Linked DNA regions of Homo sapiens: regions 1, 2 and 3 are each linked to region 4. Evidence: chromatin contacts called from ENCODE Hi-C or POLR2A ChIA-PET data. All regions are on one chromosome and are shown on one strand. The core of a region is the stretch at or near the end of the contact, and the rest is flanking DNA. Distances in the headings are between cores, read along the strand shown. Region 1 holds the start of NEDD1 (NEDD1 gamma-tubulin ring complex targeting factor). Region 2 holds the start of SELPLG (selectin P ligand). Region 3 holds the start of SNRPF (small nuclear ribonucleoprotein polypeptide F). Region 4 holds the start of WASHC3 (WASH complex subunit 3).

Evidence for each region. A loop is a pair of places that touch in the nucleus more often than their neighbours do. ChIA-PET counts read pairs that join two places held with the same protein, here RNA polymerase II (POLR2A). Pooled maps may share reads with other maps.
Region 1: a map of naive thymus-derived CD4-positive, alpha-beta T cell shows a loop between it and region 4 (21-fold over the local background). The contact joins the promoter of NEDD1 here to the promoter of WASHC3 in region 4. A Hi-C loop is called at or near these places in 2 of 168 maps with a recorded cell type or tissue (both naive thymus-derived CD4-positive, alpha-beta T cell) and 8 of 50 pooled maps. POLR2A ChIA-PET finds 5 or more read pairs at or near these places in 1 of 52 experiments (K562).
Region 2: a loop to region 4 is called in a pooled map, with 7 times the contacts of the local background. The contact joins the promoter of SELPLG here to the promoter of WASHC3 in region 4. A Hi-C loop is called at or near these places in 3 of 50 pooled maps.
Region 3: a loop to region 4 is called in a pooled map, with 9 times the contacts of the local background. The contact joins the promoter of SNRPF here to the promoter of WASHC3 in region 4. A Hi-C loop is called at or near these places in 4 of 50 pooled maps.

Annotation. Positions count from the first base shown.
Region 1 is chr12:96,905,747-96,908,941 of GRCh38, reverse strand. It overlaps NEDD1 (NEDD1 gamma-tubulin ring complex targeting factor), which reads right to left and starts at 1,685. Exons shown (of 16, transcript NM_152905.4): 1 at 1,642-1,685; 2 at 1,086-1,338. RefSeq lists enhancers at 863-1,002, 1,043-1,132 and a silencer at 1,373-1,652.
Region 2 is chr12:108,631,849-108,635,143 of GRCh38, reverse strand. It overlaps SELPLG (selectin P ligand), which reads left to right and starts at 1,250. Exons shown (of 2, transcript NM_003006.4): 1 at 1,250-1,404. It overlaps LOC105369968 (a long non-coding RNA gene), which reads right to left. Exons shown (of 3, transcript XR_007063449.1): 2 at 1-813. RefSeq lists a silencer at 439-488 and enhancers at 1,729-1,778, 3,187-3,295.
Region 3 is chr12:95,857,245-95,860,408 of GRCh38, reverse strand. SNRPF (small nuclear ribonucleoprotein polypeptide F) reads right to left here and starts at 1,457. Exons shown (of 4, transcript NM_003095.5): 1 at 1,333-1,457. The coding sequence starts at 1,335. SNRPF-DT (SNRPF divergent transcript) reads left to right here and starts at 1,570. Exons shown (of 3, transcript NR_135014.1): 1 at 1,570-1,655. RefSeq lists enhancers at 1,135-1,184, 1,215-1,444, 1,565-1,624, 1,675-1,734, 1,133-1,748.
Region 4 is chr12:102,060,422-102,063,625 of GRCh38, reverse strand. WASHC3 (WASH complex subunit 3) reads left to right here and starts at 1,635. Exons shown (of 7, transcript NM_016053.4): 1 at 1,635-1,714; 2 at 2,280-2,378. The coding sequence starts at 1,664. RefSeq lists enhancers at 1,717-1,916, 1,927-1,976.

The sequences.
Region 1 (3,195 bases), core at 436-2,935, 5.2 Mb after region 4:
GCCTCCCAAAGTGTTGGGACCACAGGCGTGAGCCACCGTGCCCAGCCACTATCTGAAATTTTTATTTGTTCTTATAATGTCTGTCTCCCCACACCAGAGTCTTGAAACATTCCTGGCACACAGCAGTTTCACAACAAATAACTACTAATAAGTAACTTCCTAATTTTTAAAAAAAGTATGATAAACTAGCATTTCTGCAGGTCAGAATCCAGTCACACCAGTTTTTCCAAAACTCTAAAATTAGCAATATGGTCAAATGAGACGCCACTAAGTCCCTATACCAATACTTGGACTACGATGCCTTCAATCATTTATTCAGAGCATACAGCTGAAACACGTAATTCTAACAAGGTGATTTCACAAACCAAGGAAGTCTAGAAAACAGAAGGCAAAGAAGCTGCTCTAGACAGGCACTTTAAAGAGCAACAGGTAGTAATGAACGATAAGTGAGAAAAAAAGATGCTCAAAAGTACATGGGAGAAAAGGAAAGGGAGAGGGCACAGAATTATACCTCCCACACCTTCCTAGTATGGAAAGTGCAAGACTACTGCACAGCATTAGTGATGTCACAGGCAGGTCCCCGAGTCACCAATACAACAGCACACCTACGTCTAGTATAAGCCATTTCAGAGGACAAGTTAAAGACAGAATTATAGAAACGTTTCATTCTCGAGACAAAAAGTTAATGTAATTCACTCATGTGCTTCCTTATGCTCCATTCATCCGATACAGTGCTACTAAAAGCCATTAAAGTCACCTGCAGAGATGTAACACAATGTTTGGATTTGGAGCCTTAAACATGTGTAACACGTGCCCCCTTGGTTCCCAAGTCAAGGAACAACTAATGAATTGCTGGAAAAGCGAGCTCTAAGCCCTGTAAACCACAACTGCAAGCTGTGTCTAACTGCATCGTAACCAGGCCTGGTGAGCTGCGGGGTGTAGTGGGTAGATCACTGAGGCCTGGGCTCAGAAAAACTGGGTTCAAACGACCTGCTCCAACTTAGGAAACACAACTCGCCGGGTGATTTAATGTTTGTTTTCGGCTCTTAAAGCGGGGCGGGGAAGAGGACCATCTGCCCACCTACCTCGGTCTTCTAAGAACTGAGCATTAAGGGAGAGACTTTACATGAGTCCCTCAAAGACGGTCCCGTCGAAAGCTAGCAGTCAGGACACAAGGCGGTAACGTCGGCCTGGGTTTAGGGACAGCGGCTACAGGAACCAATTCAACTACACCACTCAGCTGAAATGAAAGTTCTCCAACTTTCAATCACCAAAAATACACTTTACTTGCAGGACAACAGCTCAAGTGAGGCTAACCTGTAAAATGCATCCAAGTACCTGCCAAAAGAAAAGTACTTGAGGTTGACAAAAAAGGAGACAGACTTGTGGAGACGAGGCAAACTTTTCGGAGGCAGCACACCCCACAAGGCTCCGGGAGGTGCGCGACCCCGGCCCGCGCCTCCCCGGACACTTCCCAGCCCAGCGCGCCGCCGCGCCCCCGCCCAGCAACCGCTCCGGGCGCGCAAAGCCCAAGGACCGCCGCCCCGCCCTCTGAGGGGGACGGAGCGGGTCTTAGGATCGGGAGGGTGCGCGGACGCGGCGGGCGGGGGCCCGCTGACCTCAGGGCCTCCGGAACCTCACCTCTCCGCAGCAACACAACAGGGGGCCGCGGCCGGCTCCGCGCTGGGCTTCCGGCTCCCGCCTGGACTGTTAAACTTCGGCGGCCGGAAGTCCCGCCCCGAGTGACGTCACGGGGCGAGGCGCTGCGTGCGGCTGTGGCTTCTGGCCGGACAGAAGTCGGGGTACAGAGGGTCTGGTCAGGGCGGCGCTGGGCAGCCGCGGGGGAAGTTATCCCAGTGTCAGGGCGGGAACTGCGGGCCGGGGCGGCCCTCTCCACGCCCCAGCGACGGAGCTCCGGCCACTGCCAACTGCTTGTCATTCACTTGCTGTTTACTGTGTGCCAGGCACTGTGCTAGACTCTTGAGTGTACAGTGATGGTTTAGCCTGGGGATACAGGGGTACAGTGAATTCTCGTGGTCCTTGGCCTTGTGGAGCTTACAATGCACTATAGGAAGCTGACGTTATTAGATGCTTAAATGGAAAGTGAAACTATGATAATGAAAGGTATAAGATGCACGAAGACCCATAATAAGGGAAACTATTGTGGATGTGGATTTAGGAAAGGATTCCTACATGCGATTTACAAGCCAGGAAACGCGCTCAGGCTGAGAAATAACCCAAAGAGTAGGCGTCTGCACTAACCTACTTCAAAACCCATGATCTTTCTTTCGCATCATGCTGCGAGGTCCGGAACATCAAACATCATCTGTTTGGGAATTCTTTTGAAGGGGATACTTCAAGGTGGAAAAGGAAGTTGCTGAGCCGAGTTTTCAAGTGCCCCTTCCAAAGGTCCTTTTATAGCTCTACTGACAATTTTTGCTAAGAATATTTATCATAAATATAGAGCATTTCTTCTGCAAAAAGTGTTATTCTTTCATCACAACTACATGGGGTGTGTTTCTGAACTAGGTACATCAGCCCCAGTTATCTGCATTCATATTGCAGATAATTGGAAAATTCTAATAAGTGCATTTTTTCAGAGCAGAAATTGAAATCGTAGCCAAGTTACTGAGGTTCATGGGGGAGTGGCAAAAGGAGAAAGATAGCAAGCAGCAACTACCTTAATTGTACAGTCTGCAGTTCTTGAGGCTATGAAATCCAATTTGGGCAGGGAGGAGGCCCAGAAAGTTGGGAACTAAGAAAGTACGGTAAGGGAGTGGGGGCAGGGAGAATGGGAGCAAATGGAGAAAAGAAAACTTCAAACAAAAAGGGCAATTAATTAAATCTCTGAAAATTGAAGCCAGCAGGAAAATTGAGACTAGACTATATGAAAATATATATAATAATACATGTAATATAATATATACATATTATATGATATAATACTAGTTATACATATAAAAATAGATATTTATTGAACACTTTACTAAGCACTGTATTTGTGTATATAGACGTAATGTGTATGTATGCAATATATATATAATTTCATCTTTCTAAAAACACATGAAGTATGTGCTATTATTTGTCCCCATTTTACATATGAGGAAATAGAGGTTAAGTAACTTGTCCAAGGTTACAAGTTTAATAAATGGTAGATTCAGAAGTTAAACCTGGGACCATGAGACTGCAAAGACT
Region 2 (3,295 bases), core at 1-2,500, 6.6 Mb before region 4:
CCTGAGGTCGAGAGTTCAAGACCAACCAGCCTGACAAACGTGGAGAAACCCCATCTCTACTATAAATACAAAATTAGCCGGGGTGGTGGCACATGCCTGTAATCCCAGATACTCGGGAGGCTGAGGCAGAAGAATAGCTTGAACCCGGGAGGCGGAGGTTGCGGTGAGCCGAGATTGTGCCATTGCACTCCAGCCTGGGCAAAAAGAGTGAAACTCCATCTCAAAAAAAAAAAAAAAAAACAACTTTGTGCAAGGCAAGATATGAGTATCTTTCTGTGCATGTCCTGAGCCCTTGCCTGGTGCAAAGCCGCAGGGCAGATCCTGGGAGACCCCCCTATTCCCTCCCTTCTGGAAGTGTCTGGGTATTCTTAGGCCTCCCAGCCTTTGCCTCTGCTGTGCTCTCTGCCTGGGATGCCCACCTGGCTTGTCATCTCAAGTGCCACTTCTTGGAAGCTCCTCCTGTTAACCTCCCTCCCCCACCCAGGATGGAAGGAGAGGCCCCTCCCTTGCTCACCGCAGGATGGCACTCACTGCGCTGTGTCATTGTGGCATGATGTTCCACCGAATTGTTTACTCGCTGGCCTCCCCATTGGATGGAGGGCTACCAGAGGGCCACAGCCCAGAATTGCTGGCCTTTAGACCTCAGGGCATGCAGTCTGGAGTGCCAGAGTTGGTCAAATGAACAAATTTAGGATGAAGAAATAAGATAAGCAGGACTTGCCCTTGTGGTATCTGTAGTCCAGCTCCCTAGAGAGGCTCTTGGTTGCAGCTGAAAGGGCCTGTGCTGTGCATCTACAGAGAGTGTTTTGAGTCCTGCGAGAAGAAATACACCATATTTGCAAACCCTTTGAAGGTTCATATTTTGTGTTTTTTGCTCCCTGACCACCTCCCACCCCTCCCCACGCCCCACCAATCTTGGGCAAGAAGCGAGACCATTCTCCTTTTTCTCTGGTCACTCCTGTCCTTCAGGGGGCTCCCTCTGGCCCCGACTGTCCATTGCTGCTGAAGTAATGCTGTGGCCTTTCTCAGTTTGGGCCCCACCCAAAACCGAAGAACTTCTCCCCAGAAAGCTTCTACTTGGTTCTCAGTGTTTTCACAGTTATGGGAACCCAAGAACAGTGTCAGACCTAGGAGGTGCCCCACTACCACCCTGTCTTTATCAATGTTGTCACCAAAGCTGTCACAAACAATGGGGTGTGGGCTGTCACATGGCCCTGCCTAAGTAACCACATTCTCGCTTCCTCCTTCCACACACAGCCATTGGGGGTTGCTCGGATCCGGGACTGCCGCAGGGGGTGCCACAGCAGTGCCTGGCAGCGTGGGCTGGGACCTTGTCACTAAAGCAGAGAAGCCACTTCTTCTGGGCCCACGAGGCAGCTGTCCCATGCTCTGCTGAGCACGGTGGTAAGTGCTGGCTTGCAAAACCACAGGGAGTGGCTGGAGGTCCCCATGGGCCAAGGGCCTGCCTTATAGCTGCTGGCAGGCCCGGGTAGGACCGCCAGGCCCTTCTTGAGCTGCAGCACCTGGGGAGGGCAAACTGAGGCTCCTCCGACTCAAGACTAAAGTCTTCCTGGAGTCTGTGGCCTTATTCTGTGACTCTTCTGAATCCTGCTCCTGCCAACTTTTTTTTTCCTTCTTTTTTTGAGACAGGGTCTTACTCTGTCACCCAGGCTGGAGTGCAGTGGCACAATCATGGCTCACTGCAGCCTTAAACTCCTGGGCACAAGTGATCCTCCCACCTCAGCCTCCTGAGTAGCTGGGACTACAGGCGCACATCGCCGCATGCAGCTAATATTTTTACCTTTCCTAGAGATGGGGTCTCACTTTGATGCCGAGGCTGGTCTCAAACTCCTGGCCTCAAGCCTCTTGCGTTGGCCTCCCAAAGTGCTGAAATTACAGGTGTGACCCACCAGCCCCAGCCTCCCATTAACTTACTTCCCTCCCTGGCCAGTTTGCCTGCAGCGTCTGGCTTGGCGGCATTCTGATTTTGAAAATCAGAGAAACCATGAGTGTTTCCCTAGAAATGATCTTATCCTCTCCTTTCCTGGATGGGAAACTGAGGTCGGGAGAGGTGAAGGGATTTGTTTAGGGGCAGAGCTGAGATTAGGTCTGGAAGACTCCAGAAAGTAGGGGGAGTGCAGGATTTCTCTTGAAGCTGCATGTTATGGACGCATAAAAAAGTTCTTTTCAGAGAAAGATGCATTCTTCCCACTTTTTATAAGACTGAGGAAATGACACTTGTCTGTGGCAAACTATTAAAATATTAGAATTAAGATACTATTGTTAGCAAAAGGGAAAACAATAATAATAATAATAATTAGAATATTTGGCTGGGTGCAGTGGCTTACACCTGTAATCCCAGCCCTTTGGGAGGCCGAGGCAGGTGGTTGGCCTGAGCTCAGGAGTTCTAGACCAACCTGGGCAACATGGTGAAACCTCGTCTCTACCAAAAATACAAAAACTTAGCTAGGTGTAGTGGTGTATGCCTGTGGTCTCAGCTACTTGGGAGGCTGAGGTGGGAGGATCACTTGAACCTGGGAGGGGGAGGTCGCAGTAAGCCGAGATTGTGCCACTGCACTCCAACCCGGGTGGCAGAGTGAGACCCTGTCTCAAAAAAAAAAAAATTAGAATACTCTTATTAGTTTGTATTTGAGATACTTTCAGGACACTAAAAGGAAATGGTGGGGGCCAGTTGTGCCCTGCTGTACACACATTCACACACACACACACACACACACACACACACACACACACCCCATATTGTCGATATCTGGGCTTCTGTTGCCTGGAATTCTCTTCCTCTTTCCTCTTTCTTCTGTTTTCCTTTTTTTTCCATCTCTGACTTTGAGGCCCCCAGAGCCAGGCCCCTCAGTGGGCCGGGGCCTCAGAAGGTGGCTCCCAGGCCCTCAGACAGCCCCAGAGTCTCTTCCGAGGCCGTGCCCTGGGTGGTTGATGCCTCCCTCAGCAGGCTTGGCCAGCAGCCAGGGGAGTTAAACCTCAGAGAGCGGAAGGGCTGGGTTGCTAGGCTGGGCCCAGAGTGGGGCATTCAGAGGAGCTGGGGAATCAATCATCCGAGAACCTTGGAGGGTGGACAGTGCCCCTTTTACAGATGAGAAAACTGAGGCTTGAAGGGGAGAAGCAGCTGCCTCTGGCGGCATGGCTTCTGGCTGCAGGATGCCCATGGAGTTCGTGGTGACCCTAGGCCTGTGTCTCGGCTTCCTTTGCTGAACTTGAACAGGAAGATGGCAGTGGGGGCCAGTGGTCTAGAAGGAGATAAGATGGCTGGTGTGTGTGT
Region 3 (3,164 bases), core at 208-2,707, 6.2 Mb after region 4:
AGTAATACCTCAGTTTTAAAGGATAAGAGTTTATTTCCAGAGCGGGAAAAAATGCTGTTCCAGGCAAGGCTAGCTACTTATGTAAAAGGAGGGAAGAGTGATGCAACAAGGTGGTTTTGGGGACATACAATTCAGCATTGTCAGTCAAAGCCCCAAATATAAAACTACAGAAGGAAGCAGAGGGCAGATCACGCTTGACAGTATTTAACTGGGGAAGCTAGGGCTAGGTCCTATCTGACTTTGTCAGTAGCACCGCCTCTTACTTACAGCAATTACTTAATGTCTATTTATTCAGCAAACCATTAACATCTCCAGTGATTTCGGTTTTTGCCCTCTTCTGCTCACTCACCAGTCAAACAAAGAAGAGAACTAAGAAACTTGGCTACTAACCCCCTCTAACATGAGCATATTCGGAGTGATCTTGATATGGCGATTACTCCAATAACCTAATGGGTCTCCAGTTTTCATTCTCCAATTTGTTATCCACCACAGTAACTATGATTTTTTAAAGTGCACATCAGATTGTCATATTTCTGCTTAAAATGATCCAATGGCTTCCAACCGAATCATTTTAAATTGATTTGGAGTACAATCAAAACCTCCCAATACAGCCTAAGAGGTCCTGCCCAACGCCTGCTCCTCCGATACCATCTCTTAACCACTATTCGCGCAAGTGGCTATACCTTTCTGTCAATTTCTCCAAATGACCAAGCTTTCTTTCCGGCCGCAGGTCTTATGCTCCTATTCCCTGTGCTCGGTACACTCCTCCTCCTGCTCTTTAAAGGGTCGTATTTCATGACACTTAGGCTTCGAGTTAAATTCCACCTCCTAGGGAGGCCATCTCTGACTAAGCCTCTAATGTCTAACGCGCACCCTCACAGCCTCCTGTCTGCATTGTTCTTAGCACTTATTATTTGCAATTACATACTTGTTATTTTTTGACTAATGTCTGTCTTCCCCACCCAAGTGAGTTAATCTAGAGCATGGCCGTATCATTACTTTCACGGAATGAAAGTGAATTCTGGAGTGTGGTTAAGTGGGAAGTGCAAATTCTCTTTGACTTTTACCCCGACCCTATAGCCCCAACTAAGAATACCCCAGGCCCGGATTCAAACAAAGAGAAGAAGGCACGGGCACTCCTAGGAAAAGAAAGGCATCGGGAGGAGCACGCGCCTCAGAAACCTAAAAGCAGAGTGAAAGGAGCTGGCGACAGGGTGCGCGGCGCCTCACGCGGATGAATGGGAAACGCGCGAAGGAACCAGCAGGCCCCGCGAGGCTGGTCTCCCTCCTTCTCTTTCTCCCCGCTTCTCCCGCCGTTCTCTTTCTCCTTACCATCGTAACCACGGCCGAATGTTGCAGGCTACTCTCTGCCGACCAGGCCGCCGCCCGTCCCTCGTGACTACAGCAGGTACCGCAGGTCCCGAGCCGCAGTTTCAAGAGAAATGGCCGCCAAACAGGACTATGACCTTTCACCTCCCACCACGGCCCTTCCTGCCTCTGTGATTGGACGCAAAGAGGTGCGTGCTGATTGGAGGAGATGGCTGGCCCAGTATCTCCTAGCAACCAGCAGCGGCTTGGGTTTGCGCCTTGCAGGCGGCGCGCGGACCTTGGGAAACCGGCTCTGAGCATCGCTGTGAGGCAGCCAAGGACTGGAGGCAGGCCGGTGTTTTTAAATGTGGTGTCCTTCCTAGAGGGCGGTCTGGGAGAGGCTGTGTAACGGATGTGACTTCTCCCCAACTTGGCTAATGGGGATTTACTTTGTCTTTTTACACCCGTGAGAATGTTCGGGGTCCCAGAGTTCCTTCCTCACTCTTCCAACAGGTTCCATGATTTGGGGGCGCCTCTGCCGCAGGCCCTTTCTACCTGAGTGTTCTCTCTTCTGCAACACCCGTTTTAACCCCTTTTAAAGGAATTGGGGGCTAGCCAGACTAGACTAGGGGCGGCGAAACGCACTGAAGAGAGTTGGATACAGAATTTCTTGCAAACGAGGTCGAGTTGCGTCTGGGATACGGTGTCATGCCCCACCCCCGCCCCACGACCCTGCCGGCCCCACCTTTCTTTTGCTTCGCCTGCAGAAACCCGCACGGCCTTCATACGTGCATTTGAAATTACCTAAGGGCGTAAGCAATATTTCCTCTGTCACGGATTAAAACTTTCGATGTAACGGTGTTATCTGAATCTCACTAGTTTTTGTCGTAATCCTATTGAGTTCGGGTCACTCTGATCTGAAATGCTAAATGCAGTTCTTGGAGAACACGCCCTTTGGGAAGTAACGCTTTTTTGCGGCCCTGAAGAGATGGATTTGGAGTTGAGGATGAAATGTTGGGTGTTGAGGCATTGTGGAGCAGTGGGCAAGACTTTGGAGGGGGCCTGCATTCGGAACCTGCGTCTATCAGGCGCGGCCGGTGTTGGGCAGTGTCTTAACCCCGAGGGCCATTGTTTCCTCGGCAGGAACGCGGCTTTAAAAACGGAACCATCCTCAGGGTGGTTGCGAGAATTTAACGTAAAACGGGGCTTGGCCTTGTAAAAGCTCAGTGTTTCACGTAAATGTTGAACACTGACCAGACAATGATTGTCAGTGTAGTTTTTACCAAACAGTTATTAGATTTATTCACCCTAAACTTCAGTGGATTTCTCCGTTTGTCTATTGTTTTATGAACTTTAAGTCTTTGTATAGACTTTGAGTTCCTACTATGTGTCAGGCTTTTTCAACAATCGTGGAAATCTTACCTTACTGTCTGATTCGGGGTGACAGCCCCGTTTAAGAGATGAGGAAGTAGGCCCAGCAGGTAACTGTTACCAGTTGAGGGTAGCTGTCCGAGTTCTTGGCGTTTTCAACAAAGAATTGGACAAAACGCACAAACAAAGCAGGGCAGCGAAAGCAGAGATTTATTTTAAATGAAAGTACACTCTACAGGGTGGGCACCGCCTGGTGCAAGCGGCTCAAGAGCATTGGTTATAGAATTTTCTGGGCTTTAAATACCCTCTAGAGGTTGCCCATTGGCCCACAACCAGTCTGATTGGTTGCGGGAGGGGACCAATAAGAGGTACTTTCATTTTTCAACTGCCACGCAGAAAAAGGAGGGGTTGAAATGGGAGTAGCCTCTGATACCCAGTCAGCATGGATGGGCCCTAGGTTCCCTGCTTCCAGCCGCTATTCTTCT
Region 4 (3,204 bases), core at 386-2,885:
ATGGACTATAGTATCAAATCTGGCATAAAAGGCCCTTAAACGAAAATTTTCTGGCTACGTCTCCTGAGGCAGAATAGGGTCTGGAGGCAGGGAACCTAACGCCGATTCACGCTGACTTCCTAGAACTAAATCAAAAGGTAAACCCCAAATTTCCACACCTAAGTAACAAAAGGACCAGCGGCTACTCCCTTTGCAAATCCCCACCTTTTCTGACAGGCAGATGGAAATTGAAAGTACCTCAACCAATCAGACTGATTGCGGGCCAAATCTTCCTTTGCATAGAAGTGCAACTAAGTAACATCACTTTAGCCAATGATTGGTTGCTTTCCACAACCAATCAGATGTTTGTATAGGAGTATGACCTTTGTCATTTTACTTCAGCCTCTGATTGGTTGCTTTCCATAACCAATCAGACTGATTGTGGGCCACCACTTCATTTGCATGAGGAGAACACCAGTGTCCAATGGGAAATCTCTAGTGGGTATTTGGACCTAAGAAGATTCTGTATCCAGTACACTGTGGAGCGTACTTTGGTTTTCAATGAATCTTTGCTTTTGTTGGTTCATTCTCTCCTTGATTTGTGCGTTTTGTCCAATTCTTTGTTCAAAAGAACCTGGACACCCTCCACCAGTAACACTCTTACCTCATTTCCTACCATTCTCCATTTATGGGATTATTTGCTTCAACCAAACCAACAGGCCAGGTGCCAGTGGCTCACACCTATAATCCCAGCACTTAGGGAGGCCAAGGCATGAGGATCATTTGAGCCAAAGGGTTTGAGACTAAGGTGAGCTATGATCCTCACTGCACGCCAGACTGGGTAACAAAGCGAGACCCCCCATCTTTAAAACAAAACTGCCCACTGCAGTCTTGGTCTTCATCTTTTTGATGCTCCCTGTAAGTGGCAGTCACTTCCGTAGGTTTGTGCCTCACATCTAGTAGTTGACATTTTATTTCATGTTTTAAAAACCTTTGGAAGACCAGGCGCGTTGGCTCACGCCTGTAATCCCAGCACTCTGTGAGGCTGAGGCAGGAGAATCGTGTGAGGCTGAGGCAGGAGAATCGCTTGAGGCCAGGAGTTCGAGACCAGCCTGGGGAAATAGCGAGAACTTGTGTGTATACACACACACACGCTTTGGAAGTAGGTCTTATTTCTCATTCTTCAGGGCATAAACCTCTCCCGTGCAGCAATCAAACTCAATCTTTGTTTTCCCAGTAAAAGCCTAGCAGAGTATATGGCACTTAGGATTAACAACAACAAAAAAAAAATTGTTGCTCAAGGAATGACGGAGTTATTATATAACAGACAGGACTAAGTAGGGATAACCTCAAAAGGACGCAACTTCTGGCTTTGTTTTTTTGTTTTGTTTTGTTGCCTCCTTTCTAAGATTTCAGTGCTCTAACTGCATCCTTGCACCACCGCGCGCCACCCCGAAATTGACGTCACAATCTGGACTAAAACTACCAATCCCAGAATGCCGAGCGAGGAGGCGGGCTCTCCGGAAGCCGCCGAGTGATTAGTGAGCGGAGAAGCTTTCTTCCGGCGGGAAGGGCCCCGGAGGCGGGCACTTGGGGGGAAAGTTGAGACGTGATTACCGGGTTGGGCGGGCCCCATCTGGGAGGGGTTTGTGGGTGAACTCGGGGTCCACCGCCCGCTGAGGAGATGGATGAGGACGGGCTTCCTCTCATGGGGTCAGGCATAGACCTGACCAAGGTTTGTAAAAGACGGTGCTAGACTCCCGACGAGCCGGGAGGAGGATGGGGAAGACGCAGCTTTCCGGGGAGACACCCACCTTCCGAGTCCCCACCCTGTCACGGCCTCGGGCCCTTGTGACAGGCCTGTGGGGCCTCAGGAGGGAGAGCCCCACAGTCCACCTTGAAATGGGGTCCCTCCTGAGCTGATTAAGGAGACGGTGTGCATCTCCCAACTGTCGCTTCCCATCTCGCTTGTCTCTCTGCCGCCGGCGACACACGCCGGTTGCGATAGCTAGCCCTACCTCTTATTCAGCCCCCAAGATTTTGTGTGTGTTTATGTGTGGTGCTTTTTGCCTGCCAAAATTCGTACCAGTGAGTCTAGAGCCTGTTCTCAAACTTTTGTGCACCTCTGTCATCTTCGGACACCCCACCCACAGCTTAGGAAACAAGTTAATGACTATTCCCAGTCCTTCAAGAAATTCATATCACACAGCAAAGTGCCTCGTGATTATGTCCAAATATGAAAAGATTTGCACTGTGTACGTTCCTCCTGTATGAACCATGTTTGTTTTTACGTAACACAGGTGCCAGCTATTCAACAGAAAAGAACGGTGGCTTTTCTAAACCAATTTGTGGTGCACACTGTACAGTTCCTCAACCGCTTTTCTACAGTTTGTGAGGAGGTAGGTCCGGTGATACTGGTTTATAGAGTCGCCTGGAAATCACCTTTCACTGCTGAGACTGACAAATGGAGTAAAACAAGAATTACAGTCTTTATTCATGTACCGTGACCTCTCATCACCCAATTGTGTTAACACATCTTAGGTTCTCTTTTACTCTGTTAAAATCAATCCTGCACCCCTCCTCTACTGAGTTAGTGTTCTAGAGGTCCCTGTGAGATAGGTCAGTCAGGCTTATTGCGATTAAAGGGAACAATAGGAAATCTAATTTTTTTTTTTTTTTTTTTTTTTTTTGTGAGACAGGGTCTCACTCTGTCACCCAAGCTACAGTGCAGTGGCGCGATCTCGGCTCACTGCAACCTCCACCTCCCGGGTTCAAGCGATTCTCCTGCCTCAGCCTCCTGAGTAGCTGGGATTACAGGCATGCGCCACCATGCCTGGCTAATTTTTTATATTTAGTAGAAACGGGGTTCCAACATGTTGATCAAGCTGGTCTCGAATTCCTGACCTTGGGCGATCCACTAGCCTCGGCCTCCCAAAGTGCTGGGATTACAGGCGTGAGCCACCGCGCCCGGCTTCTAAAATTTCACAGTTGAAAACAGTTTTTATTTTGCAATTTGTCATTCGTTCCCGTACCCCAAAACCACATTGTTTAAATTTATTTTACATTCTGGATCTAAAAGATGGCTAGAGGAGATAGCCTAGAAACATAACTTTGGCATCAAATATGATTATAGAAATGAAAATATTTTCTGCAAATGACTTGTGATGTAAGGATTAAGTACCCAACTAGGGATTAGGTACCAGAACTGGCACAGCAGTGCGCACC